3 separate regions of the Homo sapiens genome follow, and regions 2 and 3 are each linked to region 1. A link is a loop called in an ENCODE intact Hi-C map of the cell type or tissue named here. Cell type or tissue: gastrocnemius medialis. All regions are shown on one strand. Each heading gives the region's core, and the rest is flanking DNA. Links, peaks and the distances in the headings are about the cores only. Region 1 has its middle 26 kb from the start of LINC01913. Region 2 overlaps PKDCC (protein kinase domain containing, cytoplasmic). Region 3 has its middle 8.1 kb from the start of LINC01914.

Region 1 (9,865 bases), core at 400-8,399:
GAAGGTGAAGGAAGAGCAAGGCACATCTTACATGGCAGCAGCCAAGAAGAATGTGTGTAGGGAACTACCCTTTATAAAACCAGCAGATCTTGTGAGACTTATTCACTATCAGGACAACAGCATGGGAAAGACCCGGCTCCATGATTCAGTTACCTCCTACCAGGTCCCTTACCATGATATGTAGGAATTATGGGAGCTACGGTTAAAGATGAAATTTGGGTGCGGACACAACAAAATCATATCAGAAGGCATTGCTAGGTTGAGTGGCCAACTTCTCTTTGGTCTGGAGCCAATTTTATATAGGCCTTGAGTGTGCTTTTTGAGCAACATCTCAGAGGATCTTCAAACAGGGTTTACAGCAGCACTTTTCAGGAGGTTTGATGGCATGGGAAGGGAATCTATTTCCAGATCCTTAACTTCCACAGGTATTTTTCCTAAAATTTCCCTGCCCCAAAGCAGGTGCCAGAGCCATTGTCTCAGCAGCTTCAAGCTGTTTGTCCTCCCGCGATTATACTCTATGCTTTGCACAGGTCAGCAGTGCTCCTCCTCTTTCAGGATCTTCCTGTAATCTGCTACTCTGTGGTGCTATCTCGGAGGCACCAAATGAAAAGATGAGAAATACCAGTTTCAGAGATCTCCTTTACTGTTAATCAAGGAGCCCAAGCCTGCCTTCTGGTTTTGTATCTTACACATGTTTCCTATTGTTGACTCCTAATCCTACTTAGAGTTAACATTTATCCGTCGCTAACCCCTCCACTCTGGCAACTAAGCAAAATGTGAAAGGCTTAACGACATAGCTTCATTAATCCTCCATTTTTGTTGTCCTGCATGTTACATCTACATCATTGAAAATGCCACCAGATGATATAATTTTTGTTTTCGACATTCATACTTACTATAAAGAACTTAAGAATAAAAAAAGTGCCTTCCATTATATATTACTTTAACGCCACGGTAACCCTGTATTTTGTTAGATGGCCCCAGAGGCTGTGATTCCCATAGTAAGCACAGTAAAATGATGCCCAGCCAAGAGAAATTAAGAGATTTGTTCTAGTCTCCTGCTTGTGAGTGCTGGAACTGGATCTTATACCCAGATATTTAAAGTCAGATTTCAAAATCCAATATTCTTTTCTACATACTAAATGACTTCTCTTGGAGTGGGCATGTGAGTTTGCTTTAGGAGGCAGCACAGAGAAGAACATGTTATTCTACTGAGTCTTGAAGGGAAAGAATCAGAATCCCCAAGTGTACCTGTAGGAAGTAAGGAGGGAGAACCACAAGGATGGGAGAACCGGTGTGATGACTGGAATCTGCGGGAATAACAAACTGGCTGCCCAGGGGAGGGGGCCTGGCTTGGGTCAGGGGACTCTGAGGCCCAAATAGGAAAACACCTGCACGTCCCCAGCCCAAGATCTGCTGTCAGGCACTGCCCTTACTTTATGTCTGTTGGTGGTAGTGGAGGCTGACAGGTGAGGGTCCCAGGGAAGCTTCTTTGACTCTCAACAGCAGCTCTTCATCAGGGGTCCTCAATATGCAAAATGGTCTGACTTTATTTTTCTGGGCCATTCTAGAAGAAAACCCTGACTTGGCAATGGGAAGGGGAAGGGAGGTTCTACAGGGGAGGAGGGCCTGGCCCAGCAGGAGTCTGAGCTGCAGGCTGAGCTGAGGGGCAGCAGAGAGCTGATGGGATGACAACTGCAATGGAATGAATGTCCACTGCAGCTGAATGAATGTTCCACATGTTTTGGGACATTTTCTATTTCCCACATGGCATCTCAGAAAATTTGGGGTGAGATGCACAAAAGCTGCCGGTATAGTACATGGCCCAAGTGTGAGTCCCTGATCCATCACTTATTGTCTTGCAGTCAGAGGCAAGTTAATTGACCTCTCTAGGTCCCATTGCCTCATCTGTAAAATGGGGATGATAGAACTCACCTGGTGGGCTTCCTGTGACACTTGGCACGGGCACCTTCATCTTAGATTTTTCTAGACTGGCTGCTGCTGGAGGGCCAGGACTGTATCACCAGTGACTTGCGTAGTCCCAGACTTACTGCAAGTGCTGCTTGACAAATGGCTGCTGACTACACATGACTACAGGGAATCAGTAGGTGTTTGTAGATTCTTGAGTCAGACAGGCCTGACTCAAATCCTAGCTTCACTACTTATTAATTGTGCGAGTCAGTTTCCTCCCACCTCCCTTACCTTGTCTGTAAAGTGGAGACAACTGGAGAGCATGCCTTATAGGTTGCTGTGAAAATTAAAAGAGGAAATACATAAAAAATCATCAAGAAATCCCAGCGGCTATTACTGCAGATAGGTGTGAGGGAAAACAAGAAATGAGGCGTCAGGCAGCCTGCATCCAAGTTCCTGATCTGATAAATCACCAGCCCTCTCATCTTGGACAAGTCACCTCCACTTTGTCTTTCTGAGCCTTGTTATCTTATCTATCACACAGAGATGTTGAAGCTCTGTTGCCTCAGGACCATTGTAGAGTTTGGATGAGATAATATATGGGAAAGTTTGACGTGCATGAAGTGTTAACCAAATGTAGAGAATTATTATAGTCGGATCCCGATGGCCTCAACCACCTCAGTCCTCTGTGGGATGTCAGAATCCTCAGGAAGGGGTCCCAAGAGTTCAGTCAAATTCCTTTCTTTTCCTGAAAATTTCTTTCCGCAAGAGTTTGCTGCCCTCTGGTGGGTGTTATTGCCATATTGCACAAACTTTTCCTGGAAAAGATTAAGCATCTTGCCTTTACGGGCTGGAGGCTATAGCACATCTGGGAGGATGAGCTATGAATAGGAGCGTTGGCCTATCTTCTAGCCCTCCGGGGGAGTAGTTCTTGGAGTGAGGCCTCTGATCAGCATCAGCATCACCTGGGTGTTTGATAGAAGTGCACACACTCGGCCCTACAGCTGACCAATGAAGCAGAAACCCTAGGGGTGGGGCCCAGCAGTCTGTGCTTTAATGTGACCTCCAGGCTCTTGTGTGCAGAGGTTTGAGAATCACTGTTCTAGGGACTCCAGGACCTCAGAATTGGAAGGGAGGGGCTGGAGAAGAGCTGGGAAGGGCAGTGACTTTGATTGTGTGCAGTCATATAGCTATCTGGGGTGTGAAAAATATTAAAACTGCAGATTGAAAAGAATGGTAGAACTGGCTGCATGCAGTGGCTTACGCCTATATTCCCAGGAATTTGGGAGGCCAAGGCGGGAGGATCACTTGAATTGCGGAGTTCAAGACCGGCCTGAGCAACATAGCAAGACCCTGCCTCTACAAAAAAACTAAAGAAAAATTAGCTAGGCAGGGTGGTGGCCACCTGTAATCCTAGTAACTTAGGAGGCTGAGGTGGGAGGATCACTAGAGCCCAGGAGTTTGAGGATGCAGTCAGCTATGATCGTGCCACTGCACTCCAGCCTGGGTGAAAGAGCGAGGCCCTATCTCAAGAAAGAAAAAAAGTCAGAATAAATACACAAATATCCTTCACTAGATTTACCAGTTGTCATCAGTTTGCCACATTTCATTAATCTCGTTTCCTACATTTCTTTTATGCTGATCCGTTTCAAAGAAAGCTGTGGAAATCACAGCACTTCACTCTCACATATTTAGCAGCATTTTGTAAAAGTAAGAAACTTCTATATGGCCACAACATTATCATTACAACTAAGAAAATTAATAATTTTATAATTAATTTACATTCTATATTCAAATTTCTCCAACTGGCTCCAAAATATTTTTTATATTTGCATGTGTTTTAAATCCAAGATCTAATTCAAATTTATGCATTGTATTATGTATTGTTTTATGTCTTTTTTTAGTAACTTTTAATCTAAAACAGCCCATTGTCCTTGACTTTTCTTTTCCTTTTTTTTTTTTTTTTTTTTTTTTGAGACAGGATCTCACTCTGTTGCCCAGGCTGGAGTGCAGTGGCATGATCTTGGCTCACTGCAACCTCTGCCTCCCGGGTTCAAGTGATTCTCCTGCTTTAGCCTCTCTAGTAGCTCGGATTACAGGCACCTGCCACGCCTGGCTAATTTTTGTATTTTTAGTAGAGATAGGGTTTCATCATGTTGGCCAGGCTGGTCTCCAACTCCTGACCTCAGGTGATCTGCCTGCCTCGGCCTCCCAAAGTGCTAGGATTACAGGCGTGAGCCACTGCACCTGGTCAAATTTTCTTTTCTTTTCTTTCTTCTCTTTCTCTCTCTCTCTTTCTTTCTTTCTTTCTTTCTTTCTTTCTTTCTTTCTTTCTTTCTTTCTTTTTAAATGATACTGACTTTTTAAAATAATTCAGGCCTGTTGTGTTATAGAATGTCCCACAGCTGGATTTGTCAGATTGCATTCTCATGGTTGGATTCAGGTTAGACATTTTTATCAAGAATGCTTTATTGGTGATGTTGTATGCTTCTTGTTGTATCAGGAGGTCAGGTTATGTTGCTGTGAATCTGAATGACCTGGGGAGCTTTTTTCAGACACAAGTTCTTTGGCTACGCACCTGGAGTTTCAGTTTCCTTGGTCTGGGATGTGCTCCGCACATTCACGTTATTTGAAAGCGTCACAGGGATTCTGTGGTGTGGCCAGGGTTGAATCTCAGGAGAGGAAAGCCTTCCAGTCTCTCTTTCATGAATTTATCTTTCAACGCCTCCATCCCAAAGCAACAACAACTGGAGCAGTGCTACCATGTCCCTCTGCCCCTTGCTCACCCACCAAAACCTTCCTCCACCCACCTCCTCCCACCTCCAGTGAGATCCTGAGAAATGATTCACTCTAGGCCAGTTGTCCCTGGGGCTGAGCTGGAGCTTCTGCTCACCATGGGGTAAGCCGTATGATGCGGCAGGTGTCGAGGAACCTGGAAGGAGCTCCTCCTGGGGATGGGAGGTGGAGCTGGTACAAACTACCCATTGGAGTGAGAAGGAGGAAGCTAATGCAATCTGAGCTCCTGAACTTTATTCCCATGGCTGGGAGTGACAGTTCTGGAAAGATGAGTCGACTTTGAAAATAGGAATTGGAAGATATGCAATATTCCCTCTTCATATTGTAACACATCAGTTGCAATTTCTACTATACCAACATTGGTGTTTTCTCTCTGTCTCTTACACCCACACACAGCCATCCCGTACACTGAGGTTATGACATGTATTGATTTATAATCTCTACCTCAGTGGAGAAGATAATAAAAGTCTAAGTGAGCCTTAGAGATGTGATATCAGCGTGGATGGAAAAGAGGAAAGAGGAATTGTAGTTTTGGCCTCCTTTGAGTGGATGACTAGAAGTAGGGTGCAAAAATTTAAAAAAATGGTGGTCAGACAGCATGGGAATCTGATCAAAGCAGGGAGACTTGCCGGAGCAGCCACTGTGGGGCTAGGCACCTGTGGATTTTGGGAGAGAGAAGGGCTGAGTGGAATGGCAGAGGAGGAGCTGCAGGGGGTAAAGACAGAAGCAGCTGTGGAAATGCCCCCAAACTCAGCAAATTTGACAGTGTCTTTTAGGGCTAAAGGTCAAGCTGATGAACCCAGGGTCAAAACATGGAGGTAGAAACAAAATGCTGATAACTGCACTGGGCTAGATCAGGCAAAATTTGATGGCTGGCTGTGCTCAGTCCTGCCTGGAGCTCCTGAGCTGGGAGCAGGAAGCAGCTTCACCGGGCTGGGCTGGCTGGATGTAGCCTCATCAGGCTAAGCAAGGAGCATGAGCCCCTGTGATGCAGAGACTGGGGAGGAGGAGGGAGATGTGATCCTTTGAGCATTCCTGTAGCTCCTACCTCTTTACATCTGCTTCCTCCTGCTTCACATCCAGGACTTGGATACACAGCACCCCTGACCTGCATGGATGCCTTAGGAAATGTCTGAGCTTAACAAGAATCTTTAGAATATGCTCTTTCCCTGCCACCGCCAGGTCGTGCGGACGCAAAGGCTTTGGTGTGTTCAAGATTGGGCTTCACCCATAACCCACTGCCATGGCCGAGGAACGCATTGCTGTTGGAGGTGTAATGGACGTTAATACTGCTTTACAAGAGGTGCTGAAGACCGCCCTCATCCACAATGGCCTAGCATGTGGAATTTGCAAAGCTGCCAAAGCCTTAGACAAGCGCCAAGCCCATCTTTGTGTGCTGGCATCCAACTGTGATGAGCCTATGGATGTCAAGTTGGTGGAGGCCCTTTGTGCTGAACACCAAATCGACCTAATTAAGGTTGATGACAACAAGAAACTAGGGGAATGGGTAGGTCTCTGTAAAACTGACAGAGAGGGGAAACCCCGTAAAGTGGTTGGTCGCAGTTGTGTAGTAGTTAAGGACTATGGCACGGAGTCCCAGGCCAAGGATGTCATTGAAGAGTACTTCAAATGCAAGAAATGACAAAATAAATCTTTGACTCACACACACACACACAAAGAATCTTTAGAATATGCCACCTTGTCATGTATTCACATATATGTGCTCACATATACACACACAGCACACATGTAAAAACACATGAATGCTGAGCTAGGTAGGACTCAGGGGCCCGGCAGGTCTAGGCCCTGCTGCGTAGCCTTGGGCAAGTCACTTCATCTCTCTGAGCTATAGTTGCCTTCTCTGAGAGAGAGTGAAGTGAGATGATTCTTGAGATCAAAGAATGTAGGAGCTGGAAGAAAAGTCAGGCATCATCTTCCATCCCTTCATTTTACAGATGTATAATTAGAGATTAGAAGGGGTTCAGAAGCCATGCCATCTACTCCTTCCTTGGACCACTGGGGAAACTGAGGCCCACATAGGGAAAGAAAGTGACTATTCTGGTGTACTTTAATCCATGCACTTTATCCCAGGGAGCCAGGAGACTATCTCAGAAATATCTCTTCAGTCTCAACTACTTTCAACCTTCCAAAGCTAGACTGGAGAGGAAGAAGATGGTGGGTAACCAATGAATGAAGGAAAACAATGAGAAGTACCCTCATTGGGGAAAAAATGGTTGGAAAACACTAGGGTTAATCAAGGCAGGCAGGTTTCTTTACTAAGTATAAGTCTTAGGGCCATACAGCTTTGTGAGTCTACAGGTGAGGCTGTGTTGTGCAGCATCCCTCAGATGGCTGGATCACGGATGCTTTCCCTTGGAGTGTAGCATCTCAGGAGGCTGGAGTTATGGACCACCCCTGAGGAAACACTATGTAAGCTATAGGCAATTTTTAAGCCATAAAGAAAAATATTTTCTTATTTTTAGTATAAAAAATTTTACACCCATGCAATTGATTTTAAGCAACATTCAACTATATTGAAGGATGATTTTAAGTGAATTTAAAGACTCAATTTGATAGTTTTTCAATGATTCGTAACATTTGTCATGAGAAGTATAGGATTTGCTCCTTCCATTTATATTTATACTTTATTTTATTTTTGAGACAGTCTCACTCTGTCACCCAGGCTGGAGTGCAGTGGTGCTATCTCAGCTCACTGCAACTTTTGCCTCCCCGTTTCAAGCGATTCTCCTGCCTCAGCCTCCTGAGTAGCTGGGATTATAGGCGTGAGCCACCATTCCCAGCTAATTTTTATATTTTTAGTAGACATGGGGTTTCACCATGTTGGCCAGGCTGGTTTTGAACCCCTGACCTCAGGTGATCCACCCACCTCAGCCTCCCAAAGTGCTGGGATTGCAGGTATGAGCCACCGCACCCAGCCTCCTTCCACTTTTCATTCTTCTGATGTGGCAGTTAATTCTCGATGTCTTCTATTTTTTTTAACCTGGAAATTTAACATGTATATTTAGCTTAATTTCTCAAGTTAATATCTTTACCCTTCTCCTGACCAATTCAACGACCTAAGTATGCTTAAACTCTAACCACTCCCCACTGACTTATATGCCATTATTGCCCAGTGTTTTAGTTGTGTCTTATGTCTGGAAGCCCCTACAGTAGACATTACAACTATTGTTTTATATACCAACATTCATATAGATTTGTTCACATGTTAACCACTTTGCTTTCTTTCTTTCATTCTTTCGTACATCTCAGACTTTTGAGTTCTCTTACTGAAGATCTGTTTATAACAAACTATTTTGCTTTGTTTACAAATTTCTTTATATCACTTTTTATTCTTAAAGGGTAGTTTTATTTGGTACTAAATCTAGGTAGTGGTTACCGTCTCTAAAGTTCAATTTCCTCATCTGTTAAAAGTGGAGAGTAAATATCTTCCTTAGCGATTTCATGAGGGGGTTCTTGGGAGCATCACATGGCATAATGACTAAAAGCTTTCAGTGAACAAAGCTCAGGTGTTGACGCTGTCTTCTGTGCCCTGAGAAAACCCTGGGAGTTGTGTAAGACACTGCTTGCTTTCAGTAAACATGCTCTTTGCCAAAATGTCCTAACACACTGTTGCTCAACCTTGTTTTCATTATTGATGATTGTCCCTGTAAGGAGCCTTTTTAGATTTTTTTCCCTAATTGCCCCCTCCTCTCATGGAAATTTGATACTACGAGTAAACTGCAAATCCATTGGGCACTATATGTATATCTGTCCTTTATACCTAGAAGGAGTAAATACTTTTTTTTTTTTTTCAATTGGCCACCAAGAACTAGCTTTTGCTCTCTTGAGGGCAATATCGCCCTTGCTGAGAATGTGTGTTCTAGTGGCATTAGAACATTGGCAGCATTTTCAAACTGCAGTGCTGCCTAAGCATTAAACGATCAGGTGCCGGGTGCAGTGGCTTAGCCGGGTACAGTGGCTCATGCCTGTAATCTCAGCACTTTGGGAGGCCAAGGCAGGCAGATTGCTTGAGCTCAGGAGTTCAAGACCAGCCTGGGCAACATGGTGAAACACCATCTCTACAACAAATACAAAAATTAGCTGGGTGTGGTGGCTCATGCCTGTAGTCCCAGCTACTTGGGAGGCTGAGGTCAGAGAATTCCTCAGGACTTTGATGCTGCAGTGAGCCATGATCGTGACACTGCACTCCAGCCTAGGTGACAGAGTGAGACCCTGTCTCAAACAAAACAAAACAAAACAACAAAACAAAACAGGATCGGGCTTTGGAATTGGGTAGACCTGGAATTAAATCCTTGCTGTCATTGAGTAGATGTGTCACATCAGGTAGAGCTACTTCGCCTCTCTAAGCCTGTTTTAGATCTCAAACATGGTGACAGTATTTAAATAGGCATTTAGTACCGTGCCCAGAACATAGTATTTAATAAATGTTAGCTACTAACAAACATTTCCAAAAGAGGGTAATCCTTAACATTTTTCTTTTCCTATAACATATTTTAACATATTTAGTTATTATAAAAGTAAGTTATTTATGTCCACCCCCTCTCCAATTCCCCACACCATAAGGGACATGGAACTGGCCCGGTGAGGAGGAGAAGGACTCCCTGAGGGACTGGAAGGCAGCCCTGTGGCAGGGGAACAGAGAGAGGTCCTGGCAGGTTGACTCTCAGGGTGGCTATGCAGAGGCCACCACTAGGGTCCAGCTACTTCTGACCACACTGGAGGACATTTCTCTAAAGGTCTTAAAGGAGAATGAGAACTTGCTAAGAGAGGGGCCAGCTGGAGTTTCTCCTAAGGAGAAACAGATTGGAAGTGTAGAAGGCTTTCAACCAGAATTCAGCTGTGAACATTTGACCACTTTTCAAAGACCTCTAACATATCTGGATTAGGTTCAAAAGAAGCTGTTACTTAGAGTTCAGTTTGGAGCTTGGATTGAACAATGACCACCAATAAAAATGTACAGGTGTTTGCCTGTGTGTTAAGGATCTTCTCTGGGGCTGGGTGCGGTGACTCATGCCTGTAATCCCAGCAGTTTGGGAGGCTGAGGCGGGCAGATTGCTTGAGCTCAGGAGTTCGAGACCAGCCTGGCCAACGTGGTGAAGTCTTGTCTCTACTAAAAATACAAAAATTAGCTGGGTGT
Region 2 (9,865 bases), core at 1,136-9,135, 200 kb before region 1:
CCAGAAATAGGTTCTGGGACAAGGCTCACTCACTAAGGAAGGAGCCGTCCACCATCCCCTTCAGCCACTGTGTGTCAGTCTTTCTAAAAAGATGTTATGCCTTGCGGGACCTCCATTTCGGTTTGTTACACACTCACAGGAAGGAGGCGCTTCCCTAACTCTAGCTTACACTCTTCCTGCTGCAATGGGTCCCTTCTCGGAGGCAGCACTCCGTACTACCGGACAGAGCGCAGGCTTGGAGGGAGGCTGGATTAGAATGCTTGCTGAAACACTTAGCAGCTGTTACCTGGGCTTCAGTTTTCTGGGCTAGAATTGGAATAATTTTGTACCTTGCTGAGGCCAGAGCCTGGTCCTCTGGAAGTATTATTTCCCTCTGTCCCTCTCCAGGGGCTGGTGAACCCCTCGTCTGGAAATCTCTCAAAGCCAGGAAGGCAGTACTTGGTTCACTTTGGTCTTTTTCCCCAGAGTCCTGTGGTTCCTGAGCCCTGCGGGCCTCTCTCCTGGTTATTACTGGGTCCTTGGGTCCCTCTGGACTGTGCAGCCCTCGCAAACTTCCTGGCCCAGCCCCCTCCCCTCAGGTTCTCATCACTTCTGGCCCCGCCTTGTGCCTCCTTGGTGGATGCGGTTCCTCCGGCCCTCAGAGCCCCACAGGCCATATGACTGTTGGAGGGTAATAGAGGATTGTGTAAAGTCCAGTACTGGATTGCGTGGGGTGGGCTATGCATGTTGCATGGAGTGAGTTCAGCTAGGGAAGGAGGCCCGAGGGTGATGGAAGCTGAGGTCCTCCTTCGAGGGTTAAGGATGGTCTGAGGGTGGTGAGCATGGCAGGATTTGGCTGCATTGTCATGGTGTGAGGCTTTGTGGAGGCTCTGCCTCTCCCCTCCACCCACAATCCCACAATCAACAAGCCCAACACCAGAGGCAAGATGTGGGGTGTGTGGGCTGGGGATGGCAGTGGTGAGCTGCAACCCTGAGGGTCAGAGCGGCGACTATGACTAGGGCTGCAGAGCAAATACGGCTCCTCAGTCACCTCGAACTACAGGGACATCTTGTTATGTGACAAATTACACCAACCACGTCTGTTGAGGAGAAATCAGGTTAAAGTTTGGTTATTCTTTTTAAAGCCTCCAAAGGTTTGTGCCCATCCAGAATATTCTAAAAGTAGAATGGTGTATAGGAGAGAAGATATGGGTTTCAAGTCAGAAGCCCTGCATTCATGGCGGAGCTCTCTGGCCTCCGTGTGATCCTAAACCCGCAGGTTCTTGTTTTTGCTCTGGACTTCGATATAGCCCAGCTAGACCTTCCCTCCTAAAATTGACAAAGTGGAAGCTGGTCTTTCCACAGACCCTCCTTTCTTCTGAATGTTCATATATTTCATGTTCAGGGAAAGACTCAGAAAAGCTTAGTGCCCATGACCTTGTGGTGGGCCCAGGCCAGGTCCAACCCTGGGCAGAGGTAAAGCTGACCCACCTGCAGGTTGTTCGGGTGCTCCTTGTGACCCCTTCATGGCTGACATCTCACCATGAGGACATTATTCCACTGGGTTAGGGCTTCATACATAAGAAGCCGGTCTGTAAAAATGAGAACTTCCTTGGGGGAAAAGGGAGTCCCCATGTCTTTTTTGGGGACACGATGTGGAAGACCCAGCAGGAGGTGGGCACCATGGGTGGGAGCAGGGCCTGAAAACACTTTGTGATGACTTCAGGGTTTGCTGCTGAGATTTCACTCATCTTCCCCTGTGACACATGCATCCCCACAAACATATACCAAGGATATAACTGAGGACCAAGAAGTCACAACCTAAGAAACTGTCATTAGGGAAGAGTTTGCTGTGAAACATCATTTTATTAACTAATTTTATTTTATTTTTTACAAAAATAAACAATTTAACCAACAAGAAGTACAAAAGATTCTGGATATTCAAACTCGAGGAAGGGGGAAAGCCTGGTTTTGGCTGCTTTGAGGCTTTCATTGAAAGCAAATGAGGCAGAAAGGCCCCGGCCCCACCCCCGCCCCAGGTCCTGGCTCAAACCACACCTGCTCCCTGACCCCAGTCTTGGCTCATGCTGAGGTGTGCACCTCTGCCCCTGACCCCTGGGCTGGCCTGGGAGTGTCCCCTGTCGGGAGGTCAGAGATAGCCTCCCCAGGTACAGAATCACCCACATCCTGGAGCATCTCCCGCCAAGTCTCCTGTCCAGACCTAAGCTGAGAGAACACTCCACGATGGATTGTCCCCACGCAGCCCCCACCGCCTGCTGTGGCATGTGCAGCAGCAGCAGCAGGGGCTTTAGCTACATTCTCACACTATTGAACACAGTGATGGGGCTGCCCACGGAACCGTCCCAGGGAGGGGCACAGCCCCCAGTGGGGAGACTAGCCTGAGCTTGCTTACAGCCCACAGGGTTGGAGAGGCAGTCATACCCCCATGATTCCTGGACTAGGAGCCAGCAGTCCCATAGCTAGGCTGGTAAACTCACATTTTAACATTTGGCATTATTGCACGTTTGTCCTGGTCACATCTGTCTGTCTGGGATGTTAGCTTTGTCTGCAGGGGTTCCCAGGTGACATGCAGTGCTGCCAGTGCAAGTCACTCCCTCCACAGGCAAGCCCAGCTGCTGAGGATAGTCAGCTGGTCAGCCGAGCCCTCAGATAGGTCAGCCAGAGGCCTTCACATATGTGGTCTTGTTGGGATCAGGGACCACTTGGCTCCATCCAGTCTTGAAAAAGACCAGCTGCCGACCTGGGGGGCAGAGGTGAGAGGTAACAGGGCTGGATGTTTCTCTTTCTGGAGGCAAGACCATTCTCCCTAATTTGACTGCCTTGAAGACACGTATACCTCTCTCTCATCACCTCAGCACCCCCTCTGACTTCCGATGGGGGATCACTATCTATCAACCTCCAGAGAGGTCCTGCCATCTCCCTTGGAAGGGCTTCTCCCACTGGCTCACCTGTCCAGGTGGTCTGGTTGGTGACCACAAAGGCCCGACACTGGGCATGGCTCTCACAGACATCCACAGCCTCAGCCAGGTTGAACACTGAAAGGAGGCAGCTCCCGTGGTGGTAGGATGGCCAGCAGCGGTAGTCTTCCTGGGGGATGGTGCTGTCTGGGATACACTGGTACTCTGTGGGTTGGGGATGGAGTAAAATGAGAATTCTGTATGCCCAGGTTTGAGTGCCCAAGGATGTGTCACTTTCTGGAAAGGGCAGCAAGACTCATTTCCTAGGTGAAAGCTGAAGTCCAGCCCAGCCCTCTAGCACGCAGATGAAGGCAGCTACCACTGTTGAAACAGGGCTGACTGCTCAATAAAGACAAAGCACAGACTTGATTTTCAGGAGATACATATTTCCCAAATCTAAGGGCACATAGCTTGGTCAGGCAGTACAAGATAGCAGGCACATGAAAGGGGTACAGACATATACAGGGACACATGGAGTCCCAGCTGTCTAGGCTAATTGCTGAGGCCAGGACATTTTAGACAGTTGGAGCCAGGCTTCTCAAACTTCAATGTGCATGTGAATTACCAAGGACTCTTGTTAAAATGCAGATTCTTTTTCTTTTCTTTTTTTTTCTTTTTTTTTTTGATGGGGTCTCACTCTGTTGCCTAGACTAGAGTGCAGTGACACAATCATAGCTTACTACAGCCTTGAAATCCTGGGCTCAAGGGATCCTCCCATCTCAGCCTCCCGAAGTGCTGGGATTACAGGTGTAAGCCACCATGCCCAACCAAATGAAGATTCTGATTCTGTAGGTCTGGGGTAGAACTGAGAATCTGTACTTCTAACCAGCATCCAGTGTGGCCTGCAAGGGTTCAGAGCAACCCTCATTCACATTTTCTCCTGGCCTTGGGGAGAGAAGTTAGGCAAGTTCCTCAGAAGGGCCTGGGATGGAAGGGAGTCGGGGTTTTTGAAGTTAAGAGGCATGCAAATGGACTAAAATGCAAAAAATCCATGGCTAGAGTGGGGAGGGGGCTGGAGGGAAAATCTGAGATCTCATTCTACAGAGAGAGCCTCAGAAGCTCTGAAAACTCACAATCAGTGAGCTCCTCAGCTGCTGGCCTCTTGTTTGCTCCTGTCTTTCCCACTGCCTGGAGAGCCCCAGCTCTGGACTGATAATGCAGAAGCCCTGGGCCTCTGGCCACCCCACCCTCCTGCCTCCTTCTACCAGGGACTAGACCAAAGTCCAGGGCTGACTGTGATTTACAGCCCCATAAACAGCATCCTCAGGGACAGAGCCAGCCATTGTTCACCTCGTTAAACTTTATTTACAGGGCTAACAGGGCTCCCCCACCCCTAAGACTAGCCAGAACTCCTTGAATATGAAACCTGCTCACCCCTCAACCCCTGCCAACCCCAGCTAAACCCCAGGGCTTCAGCAGAAGGACCACAGCCTGAAACCAGTGGCCAGAATTCTCCCCCTGCCCTGGGGCTTCTTGGCTGGTTTCAGTGTGTGCCTTCCCTAACATGCAGTGCCCTTCTAGCCCCGGGAGGTTAGAGGAAGGAAAGGGAAGCAAACATATACTGCGTTCCAGCTGTGTCATAGGAACTGCACTAATTGCTTTCACACATTTCACCTGACATTTAATTCCCATAAGAATTTGGTGAGGTGGGTAATAGTGAACCCAATTCACAGATGAGGAAAGTGAGGTTCAAGGGGTAACTTGCTCAAAGTCATATAGCCAGTACATGATAGGGTTTGGAGCCATCCAGAGTAGGGGTATCAGTGCCCAACCCCAGGTTGAAGGCAGAATTATAGTTGCTCTAGCTCAGCTAGAGATGGAACCTCAAATTAGTCCATGTCAGCCCCTCCATGATTCTATGTGAGCCCCTACAGTGGCCTTTGGAGACAAGGGTCCCCAGAGAAAGGGTGAGCCACTTAGCCTAATTGGGCGGGGTCATTCACCCTCCCACCTGTTTCTTGCTTCCCTGTGGATCAGCTTGGGGCCACTCACCGGTACTGCTGCTTGCCGTGGAGTTCTGCAGATACTGCCCGCTCCGGTACAGGTGCAGCACCTTCTCCAGCTGGGCCAGGGTCTCGTCCACCCCCCAGGCGAGCTCTCCTGCAGAGTGCAGTGTGGCTAAGACAGGATGCCTGGGGCTCCCACTCCTCCCTGAAGTCAGCAGCCAGCTGCTCCCACCTCTGCCTCCAGAGCCTGTGCCCCAGTGAACAGAGGGCGGGGGAGCGGGGAGGTTGCGGCAGAATGCCACCTTAGGAAGTGATGGTTTCTAGAACCCCTGCTGCCCTGGGTTATTTTTCTCCCCACTTTTGCTGGCGGGTGGGGGTGGGGTAGGTGCCTGGAAGCAGATGGGCCCTGGAGAGCTCACCTGTGGCGTTGACGATGCTGTCCAGCAGAGGACGCAGTGAAGGCGGGGCACTGTGAGGCAGGAGGTATGTGAAGAAAAACCTGTGGCAGAGGGAAACCAGTGGCTCAGGAATCCAGCCTTTGGAGACACATCCTTCCTCTATTCCAACCTGGGGCAGAACGCTAACCTGGCCAGGGAGCCGGATCCCTCAGGCCTAGCAACCAGGCAGAACGCAGTGAAGTCTACTCAGCCTCGGGGGAGGGTTCTGGGCACATGCTAACACCACACCTAACTTCATACTAACCGAAACCAGGGGCCTGCTTCCCAACCCTTCCCAGGACTTGCCCACCTCCCAGCCCCACATTATCCCCTGACTGACTCCCGGTGTCGGAGCAGCCCCATGGCTGGGGCCCAGTGAGGAATTTCCCAGAGCACAAGGGCCTGGGTGGGAAGGGAAAAGTGCCAGTTCCACCAGCCCTAGGCTCCGAGTCCAACACTATTTTAAGAAGCCTCCAGCTGCCACCCCCTAACCCGGATTCTCCTTGGAGCTGTCTATTTTTAGCCTCTCCATCAGAGGCCTGAATGTTCCCTTCTGGACAGGGTAGAAGCCTTCCCTTGCTCTGGTCAAGGCTGAGTCTCCCTGCCCAGCTGGCCTCCACGTTGGCTCTCTTCCTGCCATGCCCTCCTGGCCCATTCTCCTTCGATGGAGTTCCCGAGTCAGGGGTGGAGGTCACCTGTAGGCATTATAGAGGTTCCGCTTCTCGTTCATGCCCTCGCACCAGCCCTGGGCTGAGCAGGGCAGGGTGAAGTTCCTGGCCGGAAACTCGAGTATGCAGTCGGTGCTGCCTGCACACGGCGTCTCCTCCACACGTGCGTCATCCAGGTCCGTCACTTTGAGCTCCCCATCCACCAGCACAAACTGCCGAGGGCGGAAGTCCAGCAGAGTGACGGAGCCCAGTGGGGAGTGGGCCAGGTGGTGGAGGAGGCGGCCCAGGCTCAGGCAGATCTGAGGGGCACAAGAAAAGACTGCTCACTGCTTTTCTCCTGGGTTGGGGGTCTGTGGGACTCGAGGGCACCCTCCTCTTGGAATCTGAACTTTGCTTGTGGGGGTTGGCACTTCTCTTCTATAGGCCCCAGGGCTCCACAAAGGCCAAGGTCAGCAGCCTTAGAGAGGAGGCCAGTGATTTTCTATTAACTCTCGGCTGGCCTGACCCTGGAAATGATATGGAGTGGGTGGGAAACTGCAGCAGCGAGGGTCTGGGGATAATGCATCTCTTCCCTGAAGTTGCATCCTGAATGTTGTTTTAGTTCAGTGTATGGAAATATCGGGAGGGTCAGGATGGTATTAAGGTCTTTCCTAGTTCTAGGACACTGGCCCTCCTGCAGTCAGGCTGAGTGTGAGTGTGTGAGTGCTCCCCTCTTTAAGGTGCCAGCCCCCACAAGCTGGTGTGTACACGCGCACAAGGAGGGGTGAGGAGGGCAAGAGCACAGCATGTCGGGATCCTTTAAGTCTTGCTTCTTTTTTGAACCCTTTGGCCGGTGGCTGAGTCAGCCTGTGCGCCTTCCTCCCCTCCCTCTCCCTGGGTGGAGGAGGAGTGGGAGCTGCTTTGGAGGGCTGGCCTTCTAAGGCAGAACCATCCTAGCAAGGAGCCCAGGGCCCGAGCCCTCCTCTGAGCTCACTCGGAATCGATCCTCCCAGGAAGTTTGCAGCAGCTGGATCATTTCTACAGGGGCGCCCAGCTCCGTGATGGTGGTCAGGGTGTCTGGGATGTCCTCGCTGTCCTGGTAGCAGTAGCCATAGAGCTGGGGAAAGCCGAGGGCAGGTCATTAGGTCACAGGGTGGGGGTGGGGACAGGGAAGGGCTGGACTGTCAGGTTCCCCCTCTCTCTCCTCCCACCATCCCCAGGCCTTTGCTTCAGCTCAGGCCAGAAGAGAATGGCAGCGTTGCCTGGGAAGCATGCCCTCTCTTCCCTGCAGTCAGACTTCCTACTGACCATGTCAGCCCCTCACCCCTTCCGACTCAGGTAAATAGGCAGGTCTGGCCACTGTGAGTTAACCACGTGCCAGGTACCATGCTAAATTGCTCTACGTGCATAACTCAATTATTGTAATAACCCTAATGGGCACAGTAGGTGCTATTATTATCTCCAACTTCAGGTGAGGAGGCTGACTCAGAGAGGTTAAGTTGCTTGCATAAGGTCGCACAGCTGATCAATGTAGGAGCCTAAGATGTGAATTTGTGCCACTCGGATTCCACAACCTATTTTTATTTATTTTTCTTTTCTTTTCTTTTTTTTTTTTTGAGACAGCCTCGCTCTGTTGCCCAGGCTGGAGTGCAGTGGCATGATCTCAGCTCACTCTGCTTCCTGGGTGCGGGCGATTCTCCTGCCTCAGCCTCCCGAGTAGCTGGGATTACAGGCGCTTGCCACTATGCCCAGCTAATTTTTGTCTTTTTAGTAGAAACAGGGTTTCACCATGTTGGCCAGGCTGGTCTCAAACTGCCGACCTCAAGTGATCTGCCTACCTTGGCCTCCCAAAATGTTGGGATTACAGGCGTGAGCCACTGCGCCCGGCCACAATCTGTTTTTTCTAAGAATGCTGTTTGGTAATACACAAGCGAGCATACGGTTGGACATTATCCTTCCTCCCCTCCTTGAATCTGTATCTATCCCTCATCATTTCTACCTTCTGGCAGCTTCAATTTTCTCTGCGTGGGTCTTGAGGGAGGAAAAGCAAGTTCCCTTAGACTGGTAACAAGTGTTGATAAGAACAAGGTACCTGAGGGCACATCCCCAGGTGTGTTTTGCATATGAGTGATGTGTATCAGTGGGGGTGGTAGTGAGTGATGATTCCTCCTGGAAGATCAGTTCTTTTGGGGTTACGGTCACAGGGAACTGCCCACTCTATGTCATCTGGGGAGAAGCTCCGCACTGCCCAGGGACTTCTGGGAAGCAAAGCCTGAGTGTCACTACCACCTTAACAGCACCCACAGGCATCCCCCTGGCTCTTCCAACATACTCCACAGCAGCTAGGGGCTCGTATGGTGCTCAAAACAACCAGCACCCTGTGGGGTAGAAACACGAAGGCTGAGTTGTCCAGGCCCGACTCAGGGAGAGGAGAGCTATGCGGTGGAGGGGTGGATATCCCTGTGCACTGTCACCCTCATACCATCATTCACACCCTCCCCAGAGCCACTCCAGGTCCTCACATGTCCTCTTCCCGCCCTAGGAGTGCCCCCTCAGCTCCCCGTCATCCTGCTGGCATGGGGGAAGGCCTCACTCTTGGGCTGTGACTTGGGGGGCCAGGGCAGCTCCAGGCACCCTCTTCTCTCTCCACCCCCTCCCCATCAGTCCAGGGAAGCCCCAGACCCTGGTGGGGTGGGGGGAAGGTAAGGGGAACAGCCCTGGGGCCTGGTTCTCATTTTCTTGCCCAGAGTCTGAGCCTTTGTGGGAAACTTCTGAAGGTTATTAAACACCCGGAGGTCGTTAAATGCGCTGTTAACGAGGTATTAATCAACACCCCTCAGGAAAAAATAAAAAGACACCATTAACCCCCCCCAGGAAGCGTGAGGCTGAGCATTTCAGTCACATCTTTTGTTTGGTTGGGAGAAGAAATATACTCTAGCAGGGCCAGAATCTGGGCCCAGGCAGGCCTGGGGGCCCATCCAAGGCCTGGGGGCCCCAGGATGACTGGGGGAGGGGGAGGTGGGGAGAGGTTGAGGGGAGGGGAGACCCTTGTGCCCTTTGGCCCTGGGCTATAGAGGAGTCAAGTCACGTGAGGGAGTGTGTATGCGTGTGTCAGGGGCGGGATGGGGAGGGGTCAAAGAAAATGGATAGAAAGATCTCGCCCAGGCAATCCCCATGACCAGAGAAAGCCCTGGGAGGTGCAGAATGGGGCCTGCTAGCCTGGGCATTTTCTATTAGAATCCACAGCACCAATTCTGGGCTGCTCAGAGAGGGAGGGTGGTGAGCCTGCACCACTAGGAACTCTAGAAATGTTCTCTAACTCCTCCCCAGTTCAGCAAACAGTCAAATGGTTTTGAAATTTTAAATAACTCAGAGGTATTAAAGCAGCATTATTTCTAGTTCCCTGTACACCTGCCCTGAAGCCTCCTGGGCAGGAAGACCCCACTGTAGGCTTCCCTGCCAGCAAAGATGGCCGTGTTTAGGAGGCCAGAGCGACACTGGCCTGATGGTCAGAAGATGAATGGGGGAGAGCCACCATCAAAGCAGTCCCTAAACTCACACTAAAGGGCCCCCCACTTTTCACTTTTCCTGGGTAGAAAGGACCTGTGACCCTCTCTCCCTTAGCAACCCTTGTGCCCTGGGGCCACTAACTCTCGTCTGGGACTCTACAATAAAGAGTCACACAGCTAACCCCAGACAACCCTGGTCTTGGTTTGGTGAGGGAAGGGTGAAAACTATTCTGTTGTAATTTTTTCTTTGGTGCCTTCAGAATTGGGCTGGGGGCCTGACATTTCAGAGGAGGACCGTCACGTGATATATATGTGGGGCGTTAGCTGAATGCTTGTCAGGAAGTTTGAGCTGGCGGGAAGAGTGAGGGA
Region 3 (9,865 bases), core at 723-8,722, 74 kb before region 1:
GCTTTTAAAAATCCCAATGCTCAGGCCACACCTCATACCAATTAAATCCGAATTTCTGAGGGTGGGAGACAAGCAGCTTTTTAATAGGTTTTCAGGTGATTCCAACGTGCATGAGTTCTCAGCCGTGGATACATATTAGAATCACCTGGGGAGCTTTTAAATCTCCCAATGCCCAAACCCTACTCTCAGAAATTCTGATTTAATTGGTCTAGGATAGGCGGCAAAACGATTCCTAGGTGATTGTAATATGCAGCCAGTGGAGCCTCCCTTCCAGAATGTTGGTTCAGCTTCACTGAAGGTACAACCAGCTTAAAAACCCTCACTGCAAGTCAGTGGATCCAGTAACAGTTGGAGAAAAAGAATGAGCAGGCCATGGCTAGACTTAGTTTCCAGGGCTTTGATATTTGATCTCCTTACATGTGATAACTACGATTCTTTTTTTTTTTTTTTATGAATTCAGATATTTATATGCTCCTCTAGTTTTCTAATAAAGTTCCTTTTGAAAAATTCAACCTCAATGCAGCTGAGTTAAGAGATAAAAGCACTGGCCTACACCTGGGGCCACAGGATCTCTGAGCAGCTAAGGGGTCAGGTGGGATGGAGGCAAGAGAGGTTATGGTGGAGAATTTGGGTGCACCGGGACCCAGAGAAAGACCCCGAGGGATAAGCAAAAGGTGAGCTGATTGCAATTTTCTTGTTCTATTTACTCTGTGATACTGTCATCATTTCTAACATGACTGTGGAGTCGAGTAGTTATAGAATTGCTGGATTTAGCAAATAAAAACCCATAGCACCCAGTTACATTCAAATTTCAGGTAAATAATTTTTAGCATAAGTATGACTCATGTAATATTTGAGACGTACTTATTCTAGAAAAATTATTTGTTTATCTGAAATTCAGTTTTATCCTGGTATCCTGTATTTTATCTGACAACCCTCTTCCATACACAACCCTAAATTCTCAGTGTTAAAAAATCTGCCCTGTGAGTGGGGCTTTCTCCAGGCCTTGAGCTGGCTCTTGCCGTCTTGGGGTGATGTTATGTCTATGGGTGATTGTTAGAGTCCTGTTCCCAGGTAGAACAGGGAACAGGATTCTAACAGGATTTTTTTTTTTTTGAAACGGAGTCTCGCTCTGTCGCCCAGGCTGGAGTGTACTGTTGTGATCTTGGCTCACTGCAACTTCTGCCTCCTGAGTTCAAGTGATTCTCTTGCCTAAGCCTCCCGAGTAGCTAGGATTACAGGTGCCTGCCACCACGCCTGACTAATTTTTTGTATTTTTAGTAGAGACGGGGTTTTGCCATGTTGGCCAGGCTGGTCTTGAACTCCTGACCTCAGGTGATCTGCCTGCCTTGGCTTCCCAAAGTGCTGGGATTACAGGTGTGAGCCACCGTGCCCTGCTGAGAACAGGATTCTAATAGCTACCCATGGACTTCACCTGTGTTCTACAGGTGTTGCTCAGGGTCCCCAAACTAGCCCCAGTGTGTGTGCACGTGTGTGACTCCGTGCCTATGGACAATGTCCTTGAACTTCACTCTGCCGGGCTCACCTGCAGTCCTTGGTGATGAGGTGGTTTCTGGGAGTTCCTCTAGAATACCCTCCTCTCCTGTTGTTGCTTGCCGAGTTTAGGCTGTATATGTCCAAGAGAAAGGAGGCTGGCACTACCCTGGGATGCCGGGGAATTTAGGCTGTATATGCCCAAGAGAAAGGAGGCTGGGCACTACCCTGGGATGGGTAGTTTTTTCAGAGAAGATGAATCATCTGCATACTTTCTTCAGAGGGAATTGGGCTGGAGGCAACGTGTTGAGCTGCTGGTGAATCAGACAAATGTAGAGAAAAGGCGGTGGAAAGGAAAGCACGGTTCACAAGTTGCAACCATTGCATCTCCCTGAAGCGGCTGTTCAGTGTCTGAGCCCGGCTTTCAGCAGAGGCTGCTCCATTGAAATACATTCAGAGTCAAAAGTGCAGTTTCCCGTTCTGTTCAACTCAGAACAGCTCATTCCCTGCTGGCTTGTGAAAGGAAAATATCTTGGGCCCCCAGAATCACTGAGGAAAACTCAAGCTGGAAACTGCTTAGGGCAAACCTGCCTCCCATTCTATTCAAAGTCACTCCTCTGCTCACTGAGATAGATGCATATCTGATTTGCCTACTTTGGAAAGGCTAATCAGAAACTCAAAAGAATGTAACCATTTGTGTATCACCTATCTGTGACCTGGAAGAGTCTTCCAGCCTTTGCTTCTAGTTGTCCCGCCTTTCCAGACCAAACCAATGTACTTCTTACATATGTCGATTGCTGTCTCATGCCTCCCTAAAATGTATAAAACCCGGCTGTGCCCTGATCACCTTGGGCACATGTCGTCAGGACTTCTGAGGCTGTGTCACAGGCGCGTCCTCAACCTTGGCAAAATAAACTTTCTAAATTAACTGAGACCTGTCTCAGATTTTCTGGGTTCACAGGCTTCAGAGTGTGAAGGGGCTTGGAGAAAGGGAGGCAGAGAGTGGGGAAGAGCCAGCTGCCAGCAAGAGATGCACAGCTGCAGCCAGAGAGAAGTGCAAGATGAGAGAAGGAGGGAGGGAGAGGTCACCACTGCTGGTTACTTAGCTGGGGATGTGCAGCCAGACGCAGGATGATCAGGAAGGGTACCCTTGGCTTGTCCCTCCAGCCTATCCTTCTAAAGGTCTAAGCTGGTGCTTGTGTGTCCTGAAGCAGTATCCGAACCAATTAGCCTTAAGAAAAGCTCAGGAGGGCACGTGAAGGCTGGAAAATGGGCTGGGCCAGGTTCTGGAGCCATGGCCAATTTTCTCTGGATGTTCTAGAGGGTGAGTGACCCCTTCGTGAGGCTCCTCTGCTGGTCAGGCCCCGCAGGCATGGTGAGGCTTGGGAGAGCTGGCAGGCCTCCCAGGGGAGCTCTCACTTAGAATATCTACTGTTGGAAGTCCTCCCCACTTCCCTCCTGACACTACCGTCTTCCCAGAATAATACAGTGCTGCCGTTTAAATGAAGGTCACAGACTTGGTTTTTGTGTTCCTTCTGGGATTCTAGCTCGGGAAATCCAGGCTCTTCTGTCTCCTTCTCTGTTTTCTGTCTTCCCGTGCCTCCTTCCTGATGGTCTTTCCAGAACATCTTCTCCCACAGGCAGCCTAGATGTGGTGTGGGAGGGCTCTCCAGAGAACGTCGGTATCTGGTGGTTAATTAAAATGATAAATGGGCCTTTTGCCTCTCTGGCCACTTCATTTAGGTCAGGAACAGTGAGAGGCTCTGTGGAAGATTGGGAGAGAAGCCAGGTGAAGGCAGGGACAGCTCCAGGACAGGACAGGCCTCCTCGACTCTTATTTGCAGGGTCCCCTAGTCCAAGAGGGTTGGTTCTCATGCAGATTTTGCTTAGGGCTGGGGCATCTGAGTGAGAGATGGGTCTCCAGGTGAGGCATCCTGACTGGTAATGGGTCTGGGCCTTGCTGACTCTTTGGGGTTTAGCTTGTAGGTTCTCAGCCAGGGCCCAGACCTCCATGCCTTTTCTCCAGGACCACAATGCTCTTTTCCAGAAGGCTGGGCGGCCTCACTGGTGAAAAAGAGCTGACTTGGGCCTCCAGGCCAGCAGTTCACTCTGGAACCTAATCCAGAGTCACAGCCTATTGGCAAAGTCAATGTGCTGTGGACTGTCATACAGACAATGTGTTAGGCCCTGTGAGTCATGGAAGATGGGCTTGGGTGACCCCTGGGGTCAGGCTCACTTCCTTATCCCAGCTCTAGGAAAGAACAGCTTGTCCTGTGGGATTCCTCCAGGCCGGCACATATACCGCAGTTGGGGCTGGGCTGGCATGAGCCCCTTTGGCCAGATCTTGGCTGGCTCTCATATGTTTACCTCTAACCAGGCCCAAGCTTGGCCTGAGGGCCCTGAGTCTCTGCCTGGTGGAGACATTCATGTGGACAGAGCCAGCACCCAGGAGAGACTGATAGGTGAATCCTGACAGGATTGTGATGTATGCATTACTTCCCGTGAAGCTGAGGGGTCTGAATACCCAACTAGTGTGTGTTTAGGGGGTCGAGAAGTGGGAGCTCAGAGCTGGGGGTGTGGCTGGAATGACTGGGAAAGGAGAGAGGGTCCAGTTCTCGTTAAGTCCCTGCTCTTCATCATCATTTCCTGGCTCCTTTCCTCTTACCTGGCATTTCTCAAGTTCTGGGGCAAGGTCTAAATTGGGCACTTGGATGAGACTTTCCCAGGGAGCTGCCAGCCTTCCAGGTCCAGGGTGGTCACAGGACCCGCTGGCTCCACATCTCCTCCTCTCAGTTTGGCCCTCGCCCTAATCCCTGCTGGTGTCTGATGCCAGTAACTTGCTGCCTGCTGAAGTCCTTTCTCATTGTGCCAGTTCCAGGCGCTATCTGGAGCTGCCGAGGTGGATCTGCGTGTGTGTGTGTGTGTGTGTGTGTGTGTGTGTGTGTGTGTGTGTGTGTCTCTACATGTCCTCCTTGGACATTTTACTAAATGTTTATTGGCCCCAAGTGAGGCACAAATTCCACAGTCATTTCCAAACCTGAACTTAGTGGTTGGAGAAAGTGCTGAGCACAGTTTATTAAATGTGTGCCATCCTCTCCACCGTTCAGAGCCTAGTGTGTGCTGCCTTTCCTTTGAGAAGTCTTCTCTTGGGACCTCAGCCCTGTTGTCCCCTGCCCTCTCTAGGCTCCTGTGGTCCAGAGAGTGTGCTTGCACAACCCGGCTTGAGCTGTTGTCCCTTTGTGTCATTTTTGAACAGTGATATGGTTTGGCTGTGTCCCCACCCAAATCTCATCTTGAATTGTAGCTCCCATTATCCCCACATGTTATGGGAGGGACCCAGTGGGAGGTAATTAAATAATGGGGGTGGTTACCCCCATGCTGTTCTCAGGATAATGAGTTCTCACGAGATCTGATGGTTTTATAAGGGGCTTTTCCCCCTTTGCTTTGGCACTTCTCCTTCCTGCCGCCATGTGAAGGAGGACATGTTTGCTTCCTCTTCTGCCATGTTTGTAAGTTTCCTGAGGCCTCCCAGCCCAGTGGAACTGTGACTCAATTAGACTTCTTCCTTTATAAATTACCCAGTCTTGGGCAGTTCTTTATAACAGGATGAGAACAGACTAATACAGTTAGTCTCTTACCTTCCAGAGTGCAAGAACCAAGTCTTGTGAGTTGGCCTGACCCAGGTTCAAACTGTGCTTCTCACTTACAAGCTGATGACTTTGAGCTAGTTAATTTTTTTGAGACTCAGTTTCCTCATCTGTACAAGGGGGATAATAATGCTTTCCTCTCCAGATCATTGTGAGGATTTACGAGCTTATGCAAACTAAGCCCCTGGCACAGTGCCTAGCGTAGGGCAGGCACTTAATAAATCTGAGTTCCTGTTCTCTGCTCTTGTCTCCTCATGGTTGTTGGAACAGGGCTGGGCTTGTGGTCGGCACCCAGAAAAGTAGTGGTGACTGATTAATGATTATGGAGCCTGCAATTATTGGGATGAAGTCCCTAAACAGGGAAACAGCTCTAAGCAAACCCATTAATTAGGGGCCTGTTTGCAGTTCTTTTGTGCTGGCTTGTCATGTGTTAGTTCAAGGAGGGCTTTGTACCCTCAGCCTCTATCCACCCAGAGGTCATTCTGGGAAAATAATGACCAAGGAGAGGCTCAGGCCTGAGGTGTGCAATTGCCACCTACTTGTGACCTTCATGCCCATCCTCCCCTCCCCACTCTACTACTGGTGCAATAAACAAGTTAACAGGTGACAAAAACAGCCCTCATAAAGAAGGCCACTGGCTTTAGGATAGCATTAAGCCTGAGCTAATGGACTTTTTGCTAGGAACCAGGGACTTCCTGAGGCATAGGAGGACTCCTGACTTGGAGCGACCTCTCAGGCCAGGAGAGGCCAACCCAGGCTAGCTACTTTTTATTTTTTACTTCCAAGTATATTTAAAAAAAGAAGAATTGCCAAAATAGAGTGTTACATTACAAAATTGTGTTATAACTTACATGTTTATATTTATCAAGTTAACAAGTTTAAACCTCAAATGCAATATGAATGTTACTTCACAATAATTTCAAGGCTTTAAAAAATATTGTTGTGTACTGCAAGCAGGTGGTAAGATAAACTAATGGGATATAAGTCTAAAGGACCCTTCTGTCCTGGGTTACCCCTCACCCCACTCTATGGGGGACGGTCCCACGGGGCAGCTTACAGCCCAGGGCTCTGGCCTCTGCCGGCCTCAGTGGTCGGTGGTCATCTCAGAGTTGGGTGGGGGCCCTGGTGACAGAGACCTGGAGATGATTCATCTCATGGGGAAATTTAGACCCATTCACAAGCCATAATATGCCTGTAAACAAGAGGTGGGTCTGGCTTTCTTCAGACGTTGTATGGCTCTTGGCTGGTGAGCATTTATGCTGAGCCCAGCTCCAGTGGCCTGCATGCAGTGGGTGCTGAGTAAATACTCAAGTCACCAGCTGCAAGCACAGTCTGCAGTTCTTATTCACTTATTTGATGACTACTGCTTTCCCTATTAGATGGAATTATGCCTGACTTTTCCCTTCTGTATCCTAAGCATATAATAAGTGTTCCATGTATATATTGAAAGAAATGAAATCAAATTTTCTCTAAGAAGCACCCTGAATCAGCCCTTTTCTCCTGGGCTTCTCTTCTCCATTTCAGAGCATAACATTGTGTTGTGATTATATTTATTCCCTTGACTTTGTCCTGCACAGGCTCTGAGCATCTATTTGGTATCCCAAGTACCCAGCATAGTGACTTGCACAAAGCAGGCATTGATCAAAATATCTGCAACTTAACTGAATGAGTGTGAGTTTGGCATGTCCAGGCCAATGGAGACAGCCTCCCTTCTAACCCCAGGCCCAGCATGCTTGGAAGCTGTGTTTCTTGATGAGTATTTTCCTGTTTTCTAAATCTCTGTCCCTAGAAGCCCATGTTCTCCTCTTCCAGTGTTGGGGCACATCTGGTTATTGGTACACGTTGCTTAGTTAGAAACTCTTAAAACAGCATGAAATTGTTAGCACGTTGCTCAGGCCTGCCAAGCTGTTCTTGAGACTTGAGCTTTGGTAGGTTTGGTTTTCTGTTTGTTTTCTGTTTTCATGCAGTTTAGAAAATTGGTCTGTGACAACCTTGGAGGAAATAAGCCTGCCTTGAACTCCACCAAGGGGGAGCAAGCCTGAGATGGCGGGTGGCGGAGAAGGGAGATAAGCTCGGCGGGGAGAGGCTCTGAGATTCCCTGCCTGCATTCCTTTCCTTGTATTCTGGATTGGTCTCTCAGGCTAATTTGATGTGTGGGGAGAAGGGGTGCCCAAAGGAGGAGGGGTGGAACTGGGGAGAGGCTTGTCTCTGCGTGGCTCCTCTCAGGAAGACCGGCAAGACCAGTACAGCACCTTTCGGTTCTAGAGGACAGAGACATGCTCTCTCCAAATAAATGTCTGGGGATGGAGACTGTGAAGGAAGATGTCCCTTCCTCATGCATATGATTCCTCTGTTATCTTTTGGGTATGGGCAGTGTCAGAAGTGTCCCATGTGGCTCCAACACACCATCTCTTCTCCCTACTTTTGGCAGCACTTGTCTCTTGGCAGATTTTTCTTTCTGGAAATAATTTCATATGGGGAAAAGGCTGGGCTGACCTATTTCACTTTGGGTGGTAGTTGCTATCCTTGAGGGTAGGCAGAGCCAGCTACCGCTGCTTCTGGATGGTGAGACCGGGCATGAGGAAGGGTGGGTTGAAGAGGTCTCTAGAACCCCCAGGCAGAACTTGGTTTGACTCCTGGCAGTGGAGATGGGACTCAGGAATTGTTCTTTGGTCGAAATGTCAATAGCAGCATCACCTCTAACCCTTCCCCAGGCACCATGCCTTGTCTTTGGTGCTGTCTGTTCCATCTTTGATGGCTATTTAAAAATCTTTTCTTTCACCCTTTTCCACAAAAGCACTGCCTCCATTTCAGCCTTGAATTTCTCCTCAGAGAGCGGTTCTCAGCTGTGCTGCTGGGTTCTGTGTCTTTATGAGTGAGTCTGAGATTTCTACCTTGCCCCCCAACCCCCTGCATCTAATGAATCTCAAAGCACACCCTTGAGAACCCCAAGGATGGGCATTCTGCCTCCTTATCGCCCCGGGGCACTGAGGTAATTGCATCAGTAGGCGTGTCAATTCTCTAAGGGAACCCTTGTTTATTTGGTATCTACAATGTGCCAGACACTGAGCACATGACTTAGATGGAATGACTTGCTGAAATCATGGAGGCAGTAAGTGATATCCACATGCATGTCTGTCTGATAGCCAAGCACCTTCTCATTCCTCGTACCAGGGGTTCATGAACTCAGAGGATTAGAGTGCTTTGATTCTCAGTCTTTGTCATCTTGCCTGCAGCCCAGTACTTCTAGGCTCGCTTTCTTGGTGGTTCATACCCCAACTCTAAGCCTGTAAGAATAATCGGCGTCAAGGTAAAGTTCCCTTTGTCACCAGCCCTTGGTATTAGTTCGCTATATTAAAATAGGTCTTTAATTTAAAAAGCAGAGGAGGGAGAGAACTAAACATTGAAAGAGTTTATACATTTCTAATTGTGAATGTTTGGCAAGGCTTAAAGGCATATGATGGCTCCCATTTCAACACAGACACTTCTCAGGAATTCCTGCCAACGTTGTTCCCCATCAGTCCTTAGTCCCTTCTCTGCCTCCTTCTCACCTGGAAACGGTTTGAGGCAAGTGTACCTCTCATACACGTAATCTAGATTGGGATTCTTAACTTGGGATTTATGGATGGGTTTCTGGAGCCTGTGAATTTCTAGAAATTGAAAAATGTAGTTGGATTGTTGTGTGTGCTTTTTTCTGGGGAATGGGTTAACAGATTTTATCACATTCACAAAGAAGCTGGTGACTCGAAAGCACTAGAGGTGAACATGGAACTTCCATGTGAGAAACTTCCTTTAGAGGTAAGTGCTAGGATAAGTTTTGCCTCCTCTAAAGGGACCAGTGTGCTTTTTACTTCTTCTAATGTTGTTCTAATGATACCATTAGAACATTTCTTTTTTTTTTCCCATTTTCATTTTATTGGAATTATTTCTACCTGAATCAACTCAGCTTTGTGTAAATGTTATAGGAAGAGAAGATTCATTGAGCAGTTACGTTTTATTACAGAAAAAAAAAAAGAATTGACTTTCATACCAATTATCGTATTGGCCATAGGACATTTTGTAGGGGGCTATGATGTAGAATGACAGAAGGAAAGACGAAACCTGAAGGGCATCTTTACTAGGTGTGAGCTCGAATGTCTTTCTGGGACAAATGTCCGTGAGGTCAAGTGATGAGGTCCAAACAACCTGCTTCACTGTCTCTGGCAGGAAAAGATCTTGGGGCAGGAGGAAGCAAGCCCCTTATAGAGTAAAAAGAAGTTGCCATCATTTTGTGGGCTGTTGTGCTGTCACAGGATATAGTTAATAGGAAAATGCAGACATCAGTGAATTAGAAAACCCACTTCAGCAGTCCCCCTCTTCTCATGGCCCAAGTGAGGATCAAATGTGACTCATCGTGAAGTGATCCTTGTCTATCAAGTCCTACAGGCTTCCCTCCATCACTGAGTGACTCAGGACATGAGCTCTCATTGCCATGCAGAGTGGCTCTTGGCTTGGGTGGCAGGGGCCCTGGGAGCAGTTCCCTAGCTCTGGAAACATCTGTGCCACTTGACCTCATGGGCCCCTGTATTTATTTGAATAACTACTGGAGGATAATGTTGATTAAAAAAAAAAAAAGATGATGTGGTATACTGGAAAGAACATCGGATTTGGGGTCAGTCAACCGTGGTTCAAATCCCAAAGTCTTCCCACCTTTAGTAAAAGACATATTTAACACTTGGGGGTAG

What was found. Peaks named below come from ENCODE experiments on the same cell type or tissue, not always from the same donor. Only the 100,000 strongest peaks of a DNase experiment are listed, where the experiment ranks them.
Region 2: a loop joins it to region 1, with 8 times the contacts of the local background. A loop is called at or near these places in 5 of 110 quality-filtered maps.
Region 3: it touches region 1 in a loop (6-fold over the local background); 3 of 110 quality-filtered maps call a loop at or near these places.

What each region holds. Positions count from the first base shown.
Region 1 is chr2:41,846,687-41,856,551 of GRCh38, reverse strand. It overlaps the pseudogene RPS12P4. Among named protein-coding and RNA genes, the nearest start is that of LINC01913, 26 kb to the left of the region's middle. In gastrocnemius medialis, for the core only: a CTCF peak has its summit at 2,696 (motif pointing left); DNase peaks (open chromatin) are centred at 3,991, 4,821 and 8,251; H3K4me3 peaks cover 674 bases; H3K27ac peaks cover 5,555 bases.
Region 2 is chr2:42,050,478-42,060,342 of GRCh38, reverse strand. It overlaps PKDCC (protein kinase domain containing, cytoplasmic), which reads right to left. Exons shown (of 7, transcript NM_138370.3): 2 at 6,982-7,104; 3 at 6,036-6,307; 4 at 5,323-5,402; 5 at 4,950-5,057; 6 at 2,949-3,122; 7 at 1,826-2,740. The coding sequence ends at 2,655. Among named protein-coding and RNA genes, the nearest start is that of PKDCC, 7.4 kb to the right of the region's middle. RefSeq lists enhancers at 190-259, 1,750-2,250, 6,118-6,832, 6,833-7,548. In gastrocnemius medialis, for the core only: CTCF peaks have their summits at 5,173 and 5,373 (motif pointing right); DNase peaks (open chromatin) are centred at 5,392, 5,842, 6,182, 6,926 and 1 weaker place; H3K4me3 peaks cover 4,195 bases; H3K27ac peaks cover 8,000 bases.
Region 3 is chr2:41,920,735-41,930,599 of GRCh38, reverse strand. No RefSeq gene overlaps it. Among named protein-coding and RNA genes, the nearest start is that of LINC01914, 8.1 kb to the left of the region's middle. RefSeq lists an enhancer at 1-57. In gastrocnemius medialis, for the core only: no CTCF peak of the experiment used is centred there; DNase peaks (open chromatin) are centred at 3,719, 4,309, 5,707 and 8,219; H3K27ac peaks cover 7,683 bases.